Regions from separate parts of the Homo sapiens genome. Here regions 2 and 3 are each linked to region 1. Evidence: chromatin contacts called from ENCODE Hi-C data. All regions are on one chromosome and are shown on one strand. Each heading gives the region's core, a stretch centred on a gene start or an enhancer-like site at or near the end of the contact. The rest is flanking DNA. Distances are from core to core; before and after follow the strand shown. Region 1 holds the start of GAS6-AS1 (GAS6 antisense RNA 1). Region 2 has its middle 21 kb from the start of CFAP97D2. Region 3 holds the start of RASA3 (RAS p21 protein activator 3).

The links. Hi-C counts contacts between places; a loop is a spot of excess contacts on that map. Pooled maps may share reads with other maps.
Region 2: a pooled map shows a loop between it and region 1 (3-fold over the local background). The contact joins the enhancer-like site here to the promoter of GAS6-AS1 in region 1. A Hi-C loop is called at or near these places in 3 of 168 maps with a recorded cell type or tissue (CD8-positive, alpha-beta T cell, GM12878 and naive thymus-derived CD4-positive, alpha-beta T cell), 9 of 37 single-sample maps with no recorded cell type and 9 of 50 pooled maps.
Region 3: a loop to region 1 is called in a map of B cell, with 8 times the contacts of the local background. The contact joins the promoter of RASA3 here to the promoter of GAS6-AS1 in region 1. A Hi-C loop is called at or near these places in 8 of 168 maps with a recorded cell type or tissue (B cell, CD4-positive, alpha-beta T cell, CD4-positive, alpha-beta memory T cell and 4 more), 17 of 37 single-sample maps with no recorded cell type and 19 of 50 pooled maps.

What each region holds. Positions count from the first base shown.
Region 1 is chr13:113,813,222-113,816,859 of GRCh38, reverse strand. GAS6-AS1 (GAS6 antisense RNA 1) reads right to left here and starts at 1,250. Exons shown (of 5, transcript NR_044995.2): 1 at 1,169-1,250. It overlaps TMEM255B (transmembrane protein 255B), which reads right to left. Exons shown (of 9, transcript NM_182614.4): 9 at 1-3,638. RefSeq lists enhancers at 827-946, 1,007-1,246, 1,297-1,366.
Region 2 is chr13:114,156,408-114,160,045 of GRCh38, reverse strand. No RefSeq gene overlaps it. Among named protein-coding and RNA genes, the nearest start is that of CFAP97D2, 21 kb to the left of the region's middle. Within about 2 kb of position 1,990, at least 2 of the 41 ENCODE cell types and tissues checked have a DNase peak (open chromatin) inside an H3K27ac peak, as active enhancers do; they include CD8-positive, alpha-beta T cell, where a contact is called at or near this core.
Region 3 is chr13:114,130,773-114,134,410 of GRCh38, reverse strand. It overlaps RASA3 (RAS p21 protein activator 3), which reads left to right and starts at 1,788. Exons shown (of 24, transcript NM_007368.4): 1 at 1,788-1,976. The coding sequence starts at 1,922. It overlaps LOC107987192 (a long non-coding RNA gene), which reads left to right and starts at 3,408. Exons shown (of 2, transcript XR_001750050.2): 1 at 3,408-3,638. RefSeq lists silencers at 1,483-1,582, 1,613-2,272 and enhancers at 2,065-2,692, 2,863-3,362.

The DNA of each region.
Region 1 (3,638 bases), core at 1-2,500:
GGGTCAAGGACTCCACGAGGGGAGAGGGGGAGGGTCCGCTCCATGGTGCCCTTGTTTCAAGCACGTTTTCTGCTTACTGAATTCCATCAGTTAAAAGGTCTAGGAAACAGAAAAGGAAGTGGCGCGTGTCGCCGTCTGAGGATCTGCTGACGGGCCCCGGCCTCGTGGAATCCTCTTCTGCCTCTGTGGGTCTCCAGAGTTTCGGAGGCATCTCTGCTCCCACCGCGGGGTCTGGTGGCCACGGGGTCCCCAAGTCTGCAGGAGGAGCTGCTCTGTGTGGCGAGGGTGATGACCATGGCTCTTGTTCACTGAGCAGGGCCGGTGGCCAGCACTGTCCAAGTCACCAGTGCAGCCCCATAAGGCCATCTTCACAACATCCTTGGGGCCCGTTTCTCCCACTCCCGTTTCCATGGAGATGTGATTCACACAGCAATAGCCACGCCTCATGAGTGCAGAGCATGGGTCGGTGGTCAGTCCATCCACGGGGCCGTCCACCCATCACTGCCATCTGGCTCCCGGACACTCCTCTTCCCACAAGAACTCGTGTCCCTGACCAGTGACTGCACCTCTCCCCATCCAGAACACGCTTAGAACACACTTGCCTCCCCGAAAAGAACTCGTATCCCTGACCAGTGACTGCACCTCTCCCCATCCAGAACACGCTGCAAACACGCTTGCCTCCCCGAAAAGAACTCGTGTCCCTGACCAGTAACTGCACCTCTCCCCATCCAGAACACGCTGCAAACACGCTTGCCTCCCCGAAAAGAACCCGTGTCCCTGAGCAGTGACTGCATCTCTCCCCATACAGAACACGCTGCGAACACGCTTGCCTCCCCGAAAAGAACCCGTGTCCCTGAGCAGTGACTGCACCTCCTTTCCCAGTCGGCTTCTGTCTGTGGACACGCCTTCTCTGGACACTGCATATAAACAGAACACAGTCTTCATGTCTGGTGTCCTTCCCTGAGCACTGTGTGTTACAGCCTCAGCACCCGTTAGAGCTTCCTTCCTCTCCGTGGCCGGGTGACCCGCGTGTGGATGGGCCACGTCCTCTCCCTCTCTGTGGCTGGGTGAGACCCGCGTGTGGATGGACCACTGTAGTATTCTGTTTTCACACTGCTAATAAGGACATACCCGAGACTGGGAAAAAAAGAGGTTTAACGGGACTTACAATTGCACATGGTTGGGGAGGCCTCAGAATCACGGTGGGAGGCAAAAGGCACTTCTTACACGGCAGGAGCAAGAGAAAATGAGGAAGAAGCAAAAGCGGAAATCCTGATCAACCAGTCAGATCTCGTGAGACTTACTCACTATCACGAGAATAGCACGGGAAAGACCAGCCACCATGATTCAATTACCTCCCGCTGGGTCCCTCCCACAACGCGCAGGAATTCTGGGAAATACAATTCAAGTTGAGATTTGGGTGGGGACACAGCAAAACCATATCACCCATGTCCCTTCCTCTCTCCGTGGCCGGTGACCCCATGTGGACGGACCGTCACCCATGTCCCTTCCTCTCTCCGTGGCCGGTGACCCCACGTGGACGGACCGTCACCCATGTCCCTTCCTCTCTCCGTGGCCGGTGACCCCACGTGGACGGACCGTCACCCATGTCCCTTCCTCTCTTTGTGGCCGTTGGCCCCATGTGGACGGACTGTGTCCCTCCCCCACTCAGTAGTTGCCTCTGCTTGGGAGCTCTTGTGAGCAGTGCTGCTGTGTGAAATGTAGAAACTGAGGCAGGAGGAGACTCCCTGTAACCCAAGGTCCCAAGCTAATAAGGTGGGGCCAGTCTCAACGGACCCCTGCCCAGGGCAATGCTCTGACCCTGCCCTCCTCAGTCACAACCTGCAGCTACACTAGGCCCCCACCTCTGAGCTGCAGGAGAAGCCTGTCTCCTGTGCTGTCCCAGTGAGGCAGGGAGTGCAGGTGGGGCCACAGCACCCCAAACCCCCCAGCACCCCCTGCCCCGGGGCCACAGCACCCCCAAACCCCCCAGCACCCCCTGCCCCACCATCCCCTCCACCCCATCTCCCGCGGCCTCCAGGGTCTCACTGACCTCGGCTGTGCATGGGAACCAAGTGAGGGCGGGATTGGGAGCCCATCCCTGCAGAGGAGGCTGGGATCAGAAGGCCCCAGCGGAGCCCAGAGAGGGGGTTCATCAGACCGTGACTCAGGCTGGCAGAGCTTGGTGGCCCCAGACAGGATCCGTCCACATGAGACAGGTGCACCTCGAGAGCAGCCGCCGCCCACACTGCAGGCCAGGCATTGGCCGGAGCCCTGCGCCAGGTGGGAGCTGCCCTGGGACCTGGGGGACCCTCCAGCCACCACGAACCTTGAGTCAAATTGTTCACATTCTTTGTGGCTGGGATAAAGGATAAGGACATTTTTGTGGCAAGAACAAAACTGTTGACCTTGGAGTTGAATATTTTTGAACAGCTTTTGACTCTAGACAAGATTAAAAGTCGGGAAAGATCGATGTTGTGTTTGGGGGAAGCTGGTGAGTGCAGCCTCGGGGAAGCACTCTGATGCCCCCACACCGCACCCTGCGACCGAGGGCTGACATGAGGGGAAGGAGGGTTATTCCTGTGACTTTGCTGGCCAGAGCTCCAGGGGGCATAGACTCCCTGCCCAGACCTGCAGTTCAGCTTCTCTGCTGTTCGCACCCCTAGGACACCAAGAGGTGCTGGTGCCTGCACCAGGCAGCTTCGGGGGCACAGCCCGAGCTCCAGGGTGCCCAGGAACCGCCCACACAAGACCACGGCACCATCGGCGCCCATAGAGCCTTCCCTGAGGTAAAGTGAGAGCCCTGGGGACTCGGGAAATCCGTGGCACACTTTTCTTCCCCCACAGGCGCTCGTGAGTGCATCTCCCGGCGCTCCAGAAACCTCTTGGTCTCTGCTGCTTGTTCAGCTTCTTACTCGGAGCCAGGCACCCACAGCCCTGGAGGAACTGGGCGGTGATTTCCAGACAGGACGCCGCACCTCCGGCTCGTGCCCGACCTCCCGGACTGGTTCAAGGCCAGTCAGCCCTGAGAGGCCAAGACCACATTCTCCTGGACAGCAAGCTTGTGAGGCTGGATTTTATAAGATAAAAATGACAAGCAGTGGCGGGTTCACAGACCAGAGCTGGCTGCAGGCCTTTCAGAGGCCCGTTAGGGCCCCTGGGCCCAGCCAGCCACCGTTCATGTGTGGATGTGCGCTGTGGGCCTTCTGCCCAGGAGCGCTGGACACAGGATGAGACCCTCCGTCGGGCAGAGGGAGGCTCCCGGGCAGCGGAGGGGGCAGAGGCTGTGTGAGACCCTCCATCGGACAGAGGGAGGCTCCCGGGCAGCAGAGGGGGCAGGAGGCTGTGTCTGCACGAGTGTGGCTCCCCTCCACCTTATCTTTTTTCTCCCAGATCCAGGACTGGGCAGGGGAGAAAGTCCCCGCTCCACCTCCCAGGTGGGCACTGTTCCGTGAAGTAAGCTGGAGACCTCAGACCCACACGGGAGAAGAGCGGTACTTGTTTATCGTAGGCACGGGGGGCTTTGCAGGGAGGGACGTGAGGCCCTGAGAGCGGTGAGGCCTGGAGGCGCCAGCTTCCGAGGGGAGAGGGAGTGACTGGGGAACCGTGAGCGGCCCACAGAGCAGAGACGGCGACTT
Region 2 (3,638 bases), core at 741-3,240, 340 kb before region 1:
CCATCTGATCTTTGACAAACTTGACTAAAACATGCAATGGGGAAAGGATTTCCTGTCTAATAAATGGTGCCAGGAAAACTGGCTAGCCACATCCAGAAAATTGAAACTGGACCCCTTTCTTACACCTTATATTAAAATCAATTCAAGATGGATTAAAGACTTAAATGTAAAACTCCAAACTATAAAAACCCTAGAAGAAAATCTCAGCAATACCATTCAGGACACAGTCACGGGCAAATATTTCATGATGAAATCACCAAAAGCAATTGTAACAAAAGCAAAAATTGACAAATGGGACCTAATTAAACTAAAGAGCTTCTGCACAGCAAAAGAAACTGTCATCAGAGTGAACAGGCAACCTACAGAATGGGAGAAAATTTTTGCAAACTCTCCATCTGACAGAGGTCTAATATCCAGAATCTACAAGGAACTTAAACAAATTTATAAGAAAAAAACCCAACAACCTTGTTGTTAAAAAGTTGGCAAAGGACATGAACAGACACTTCTCAAAAGAAGACATACATGTGGCCAACAAGCATAGGAGAAACAGCTCAACATCGCTGATCATTAGAGAAATGCAAATCAAAACCACAATGAGAAACCATCTCACGCCAGCCAGAATGGAGATTATTAAAAACTCAAGAAACAACGGATGCTGGTGAGGCTGTAGAGAAATAGAAATGCTTTTACACTGTTGGTGGGAGTGTAAATTAGTTCAACCATTGTGGAAGACAGTGTGGTGATTCCTCAAAGATCTGGAACCAGAAATACCATTTGGCTCAGCAATCTCATTACTGGGTGTATACCCAAAGGATTATAAATCATTCTATTATAAAGATACACGTATGCGTATGTTCATTGTAGCATTATTCACAATAGCAAAGACATGGAATCAACCCAAATGCCCATCAATGATAGACTGGACAAAGAAAACGTGGCACATATACCCCATGGAATACTACGCAGCCATAAAAAGGAATGCGATCATGTCTTTGCAGGGACATGGATGGAGCTGGAAGCCGTTATCCTCTGCAAACTAACACAGGAACAGAAAACCAAACACTGCGTGTTCTCACTTATAAGTGAGAGCTGAACAATGAGAACACATGGACACAGGGAGGGGAACAACACACACCGGGGCCTGTCGTGGGGTTGGGGGGCGGGAGAGCATCAGGAAAAATAAGATAATGTATGCTGGACTTAATATCTAGGTGAAGGGTTGATCTGTGCAGCAAATCACCATGGCACACGTTTACCTATGCAACAAGGCTGCACGTCCTGCACATGTATCCCAGAACTTAAAATAAAATAAAATGAAATTAAAGAAAAAAAAAGATGATCTGCTACATAATGCCTTTCACAAGAATGCGACCAGGGATGAATTTACCCCCTGTGCTCAGCGTGACTGAAGTTCTTAGGAGAGCAATAGTCTAATGTTCACCTCCACATTTTACAGACGTTGAGAACACCACGCACGGGGTCTTTGGAAGTGCTGGAATGCCCCCAGATGTCTAAGCACTCTGTCCTGTCCTGAACTCCCGCTAAGTGGAGGGCAGTTGCTGCTGGGCACCCTGAATGCAGGGCCTCCCTCCTCTTCAGGCCCAGTTGGATTGAAACAAAGTCCAAGGAGAAACGTGTAGCCCCAAAGAGAACAGGAATAGAGGTGCTGGCAGATGAGAATGGCCAATGATTTCCAAAGGTGGAAGGGGATGCAAGGGTGTGGGCGGTGGGGCAGGGTGAAGGCGCCCAGCCAGAGATGCTCAGAGATCAATGGTGGAGGCCAGGGTCATCTTGCTGAGGGATCCCAGAGTGGCACTGAGCTGGGAGGTCAAAGGGAGATAGATGTGGGGCTGAAAACGGGGTGGGGGCTGGTAATTCCAGTTGCCTGTGAACAAGTGCCTGGCAGTAGTCACCTCTGCAACCCGTGCCTGCGTCTGTATCCCGCCAAGAAGCCAGCAGGTTCCCAGGCAGCGTCAGAAGATTCTTATTCACGGCCCTGGAGTCAGCATCCTGGGTGTGGCCACAGCTTGCAGCCTGGGTCTAGGGCCCCAGGGTAAAATCTTTTTTTTTTTTAATTATACTTTAAGTTTTAGGGTACATGTGCACAACGTGCAGGTTTGTTACATATGTATACATGTGCCATGTTGGTGTGCTGCACCCATTAACTCGTCATTTACATTAGGTATATCTCCTAATGCTATCCCTCCCCCCAACCCCACAACAGGCCCCGTGTGTGATGTTCCCCTTCCTGTGTCCATGTGTTCTCATTGTTCAATTCCCACCTATGAGTGAGAACATGCAGTGTTTGGTTTTTTGTCCTTGCGATAGTTTGCTGAGAATGATGGTTTCCAGCTTCATCCATGTCCCTACAAAGGACATGCACTCATCATTTTTTCATGGCTGCACAGTATTCCATGGTGTATATGTGCCTTATTCTAGTGTGGATTGCAGTGTTTCGGGGGAAGGGAGAGATGCTAGCCTGCTGCCTGCTCCTCACCCATCTGTCCTAAATAAAGCACAGCCACGCCCCGTCTGTGGATTCCCTCCCAGCTCACCTTTCCACCCCCAGCTACCTTTCCACCCCTAGCTCACCTTTCCACCTGGAGGACCCCACGGAAAACCCACAGTATCCCATCTAAATGAGCCACTGGTTCTTAGACACAGGTGAGCAGGCTTCTCCAGACTTTCCATAGAAACCAGCGACAGAGGGGGAGGATCCACAAAGGTGACAGCTGGCTGGGCGTGGTGGCTCATGCCTGTAATCCCAGCACTTTGGGAGGCCGAGGTGGGTGGATTGAGAGTTCGGGAGTTCACGACCAGCCTGGCCAACATGGAGAAACCCCGTCTCTACTAAAAATACAAAATTAGCCGGGCATGGTGGTGCATGCCTGTAATCCCAGCTACTCGGGAGGCTGAGGCAGGAGAATCGCTTGAACCCGGGAGGCGGAGGTTGCGGTGAGCTGAGACCGCACCATTGCACTCCAGCCTGGGCACTCCAGCCTGGGCAACAAGAGTGAAACTCCGTCTCAAAAAAAAAAAAAAAAAGGTGACAGCTGACCTCAGAGAAAACAGCTAAGTGGGAAAACAAAAAATGAAGTTAAAGATCTAATTACTGTCCTCAGAATATTCAAGAAAATACGCATATAGGTAACATAAGAACAGAATACTAGTTAAGAACAGGCAGAGAGCAGGAAAGATGTTTAAAATATGATTTCTGAACTGAAAATCCCACGAAAGAGATGGACTTCAGGGTCCAGTGAGGTTTCCAGAATATGCCTCAAAAAGACAGATGGAGAATTCTCAAGGAGAGATTAAAGTCCTGGACCATGCGCTGAGGAAATGCCAGGCGAATAGGCTTCAGAGAAGAGAAGGGAGGCAGGACGCTTCCTCCACAGAGGAAACTTTCCGGAGCAGAAGGACAGGGCAGAGGCTGGTGGGGAGGTGGGGGCAAGCAAGGAGACCCAGGACAGGGGACCGAAAGGACACTTCCTCTCCTCTTCTGGGGAGAAAAACAATCAAAAGGAGAAAGAGAAACAGAAACACATTCCAGTTACCTTGACACCAGGACTGGGAAGGGCGAGGGTGAAGGTCGGGGAGCCCAGAGGAGGTGCACACCCCACGCCCAGCACCCACCCCAT
Region 3 (3,638 bases), core at 539-3,038, 320 kb before region 1:
TAGGAAGTGAAGGTAAGCAGTGGAAAAAAATAGGCCTCTATCTTCATGAAGCTCCTGTTCCTCTCCATGCAGTGTGTGTGTGTTTGTGTATGTTCACGTAGGTGTGTGTATGTATGTTTAGTGTGTATGTCTGTGCATGTGTATGGGTAGTATATGTGTGTGCTGTCTGTGTTGTGTGTATATGAACATATGTGTTCATGTGTATATGTGGTGTGTGTATGTAGGGTGTGTGTATATGTGTGTATATGTATGTGTGTACACGTGTGTAGTATGTGTGTGGTGTCTGTGTGTGGTGTCTATGTGTATGTATATGTATATGTAGTGTATGTGTGGTATATGTATGTGTGTATATATGTGTAGGGTGTGTGTGTGGCACTGGGTGCAATGAAGTTTTGCAACATAGAGGAGGGAGTGTAGTCTCAGTTCATATACACACCTACAGTTCATACACACACACAAACATACTCCTCAGAGAGGAGGTCAGGGAGGAGGAGACCTCGAGACAGAAGAAAGGGAGGTAAGGGTGGTACCTGCCCATGCTGGGGTCTGCAGGGGGACTGGGGGGGGACCTGCCCATGCCGGGGTCTGCAGGGGGACTTGGGGGGGGACCTGCCCATGCTGGGGTCTGCAAGGGGACTTGGGGGGGGACCTGCCCATGCCGGGGTCTGCAGGGGGACTTGGGGGGGGGACCTGCTCATGCCGGGGTCTGCAGGGGGACTGGGGGGGGACCTGCTCATGCCGGGGTCTGCAGGGGGACTGGGGGGGGACCTGCCCATGCCGGGGTCTGCAGGGGAACTGGGGGGGGACCTGCCCATGCCGGGGTCTGCAGGGGGACTTGGGGGGGGGACCTGCCCATGCCGGGGTCTGCAGGGGGACTGGGGGGGGACCTGCCCATGCCGGGGTCTGCAGGGGACTGGGGGGGGACCTGCCCATGCTGGGGTCTGCAGGGGGACTTGGGGGGGGGACCTGCTCATGCTGGGGTCTGCAGGGGGACTGGGGGGGGACCTGCTCATGCTGGGGTCTGCAGGGGGACTGGGTGGGGGAGACCTGCCGGTGCCGGGGTCTGCAGGGGGACTGGGGGGGGACCTGCCCGTGCCGGGGTCTGCAGGGGGACTGGGGGGGGACCTGCCCATGCCGGGGTCTGCAGGGGGACTGGGGGGGACCTGCCCATGCCGGGGTCTGCAGGGGGACTGGGGGGGGAGACCTGCCCATGCCGGGGTCTGCAGGGGGACTGGGGGGGGGAGACCTGCCCATGCCGGGGTCTGCAGGGGGACTGGGGGGGGGGAGACCTGCCCATGCTGGGGTCTGCAGGGGGACTTGGGGGGGGGACCTGCCCATGCCGGAGGTCTGGGGTGGGGGGCTGTGTGTGCGTGTATGTGTCCCCGCCCCCCTCGTGCGTCTGCAGCAGGTGCCTTCGGATCGCATCTCAGGAGCTGGGGCTGGGCGCGGGATTCCTCCCCTGCCAGATCGTTGTACGTGAACTTCTCTTGGCAAAGTTCGTCCGCGAGTCAATCGCTCAGCCTCGCTCAGCGGGCCCGGGCCGCGCCGGCGACCTTCCTTCGTCTCTTCCGCCAGGCAGCCCGCTGGGGTCCCTTCCGCTCAGCGGCCAATCCGCGGGGCGGGGGCGGGGGCCGAGGCCTCGGGGGAAGCCGATCCCTGCGCCCCCCGGGTCTCCGCCACCCGCCAGCGCCGTCCCTGCCAACCCCGCCCCTGCAGGGCCCGGGCCAGTTGGGAGCAGGGGCCGGGCCGCGGGCGGAGCCTCCCGGTCCCCGCCCTCGCCCTCGGCCAACTGGCGGTCTTGCAGGCGGGCGGACCCTCGGCCGCGCTCGGGGCTCCGGCGCCGCCGCTCCTCCTGCTCGGCCTGAGCTGCCCGGGCTCGGCGCGCGCTTGGGGCGAGGCTCGGCGGGCGCGGACGCGCAGCATGGCGGTGGAGGACGAGGGGCTCCGGGTCTTCCAGAGCGTGAAGATCAAGATCGGTGAGTGTCCGCCGGCAGCCACGCGTCCGACCCCCCGGCCCGACCCTGTCCTCTCCCGCGCCCGCCTCCCCTCCGCAGATCCTTGCTGGGGACCCCGGCGGAGACGCCCTCCAGGCGCGGCGCGCTCCCCGGAGAACGGCTGGTCCGGCTCCGCGGCCCCTCCCCACCTCCCCGCCTCCCCGGGCCTCGGGCTGGGTCGAGTCGGCTCCGGGGTAACGCGGCTCCCTGCGCCTCCTCTGCGCCCGGAGCGGCCCCGGTCCCTGGTAGCGGCGGAGGAGGTGGGGTCCCTGCGCCGAGGGACGTCTGTCCGCGTGTGCGCCCGAGCGTGTGCCCCGCGTGTTTGCAGGAGTGCGCGCGCCTGAGGCTGTCTGGGCGCCTGCACTTCAGGTGTCAAATCCACTGACGTCGGGGTCTCGGCATCTCCCTTTCTCCGCTGCGCCCAGAAACTTCCTTTCCGGGGAATGTGGAGGCTCCTTCACGCTTCTCCCCAGGGGCGTGAGGCCCCGGCGCGCTGCTGCTGCTGTGCGCGCGCGTCTGTGCCTGCGTGCGCGCGTGTTTGTGTGTGCTTGTGTTTGTGTGTCCATGTGTGGGCGGTGTGTGTGCGCGTGCGTTTGTGGGTGCATGTGTGGGTGCGTATTTGTGTGTGGATGCATGTGTGCGCGCGTGTGTATTTGTGTGTGGGCGCGTGTGTGTGCGCGCGTTTGTGTGTGTGCATGTGTGCGTGTGTGCTGGTGGGGCGTTCTGGCTGAGGGCTCCCGCGGGGCGGGGAGACCCCGGACCCATCGGCACCACGTCCCTTTCCACTGAGAAGTGGCGGGCGAGCTGGTGGCGACCAGGGCCTGCGAGGCTGCGGTTTTTCTCTGGGCTTCAGCAGCTTCTGAAGTGGGCTCCCGGAGGCGTTTCCGGAGAGGAGGCTGTGTCTGGACTTCTGGTTTATCTGGAGGGATCTGCTTTTCCCTGGTTGTTTTATCTTGGGAGAGTGATGTGGAAGTCCTCCCCCTCCCCCAGAGCAAGACCGTTTCCTGGAGTGACTGTTCCATATTCATGCCATGAGTGTGCTGGACCACAGCGCGGTTCAGGCTGGAGAGGCTTCCAGGGCCTGCAGTGTCGCGGTCCCCACGGTCCTTCTCCCCCACTGAGCCGCACTTCGCAGCCGGCCTCTTCCCGTGTGAAGAGGCCTCCGGGAACGGGCTGAGTGTCAGTTGTTGATGACATTTGATGCTGCCGGAGGCATTCCAGCTCCCCTAAACCAGCGGGCTGTTTCCTGTCGGCTTTATTTTGGTTTGCGGATCATCGCTGAGACACTGTCTTGATATTTGGCCCAGAAGCGCTGCAGCTAGGATGTGGCAGCACTTCCGCTTTGAGTAGTCCAGAGAGGAGGGATTTCTTTTGTTAATGTGGTTTAAATCCGCTGTCACTTTCATACAAGAAAGCCAGAGCTGGCGCTCCCTGAAGTGCCTGAGGTCGCCTTGCCTGGGTGGGGAAAGGTCGCGGCCCGTGGGGGTCAGTTTGCTGCTCTTTCCTTCAGCCAAGGCTGCTTGGCTCAGCCAGCGAGTCTGAGGAGTGTGAGAAGCACTGGGCTTCCTCAGTCACGGGGGCAGGAGGGCTGGAGGTGGGTGCCCCTGTGGGGCAGTGCCAGGTCTCCAGGCAGCAGGCAGAGGC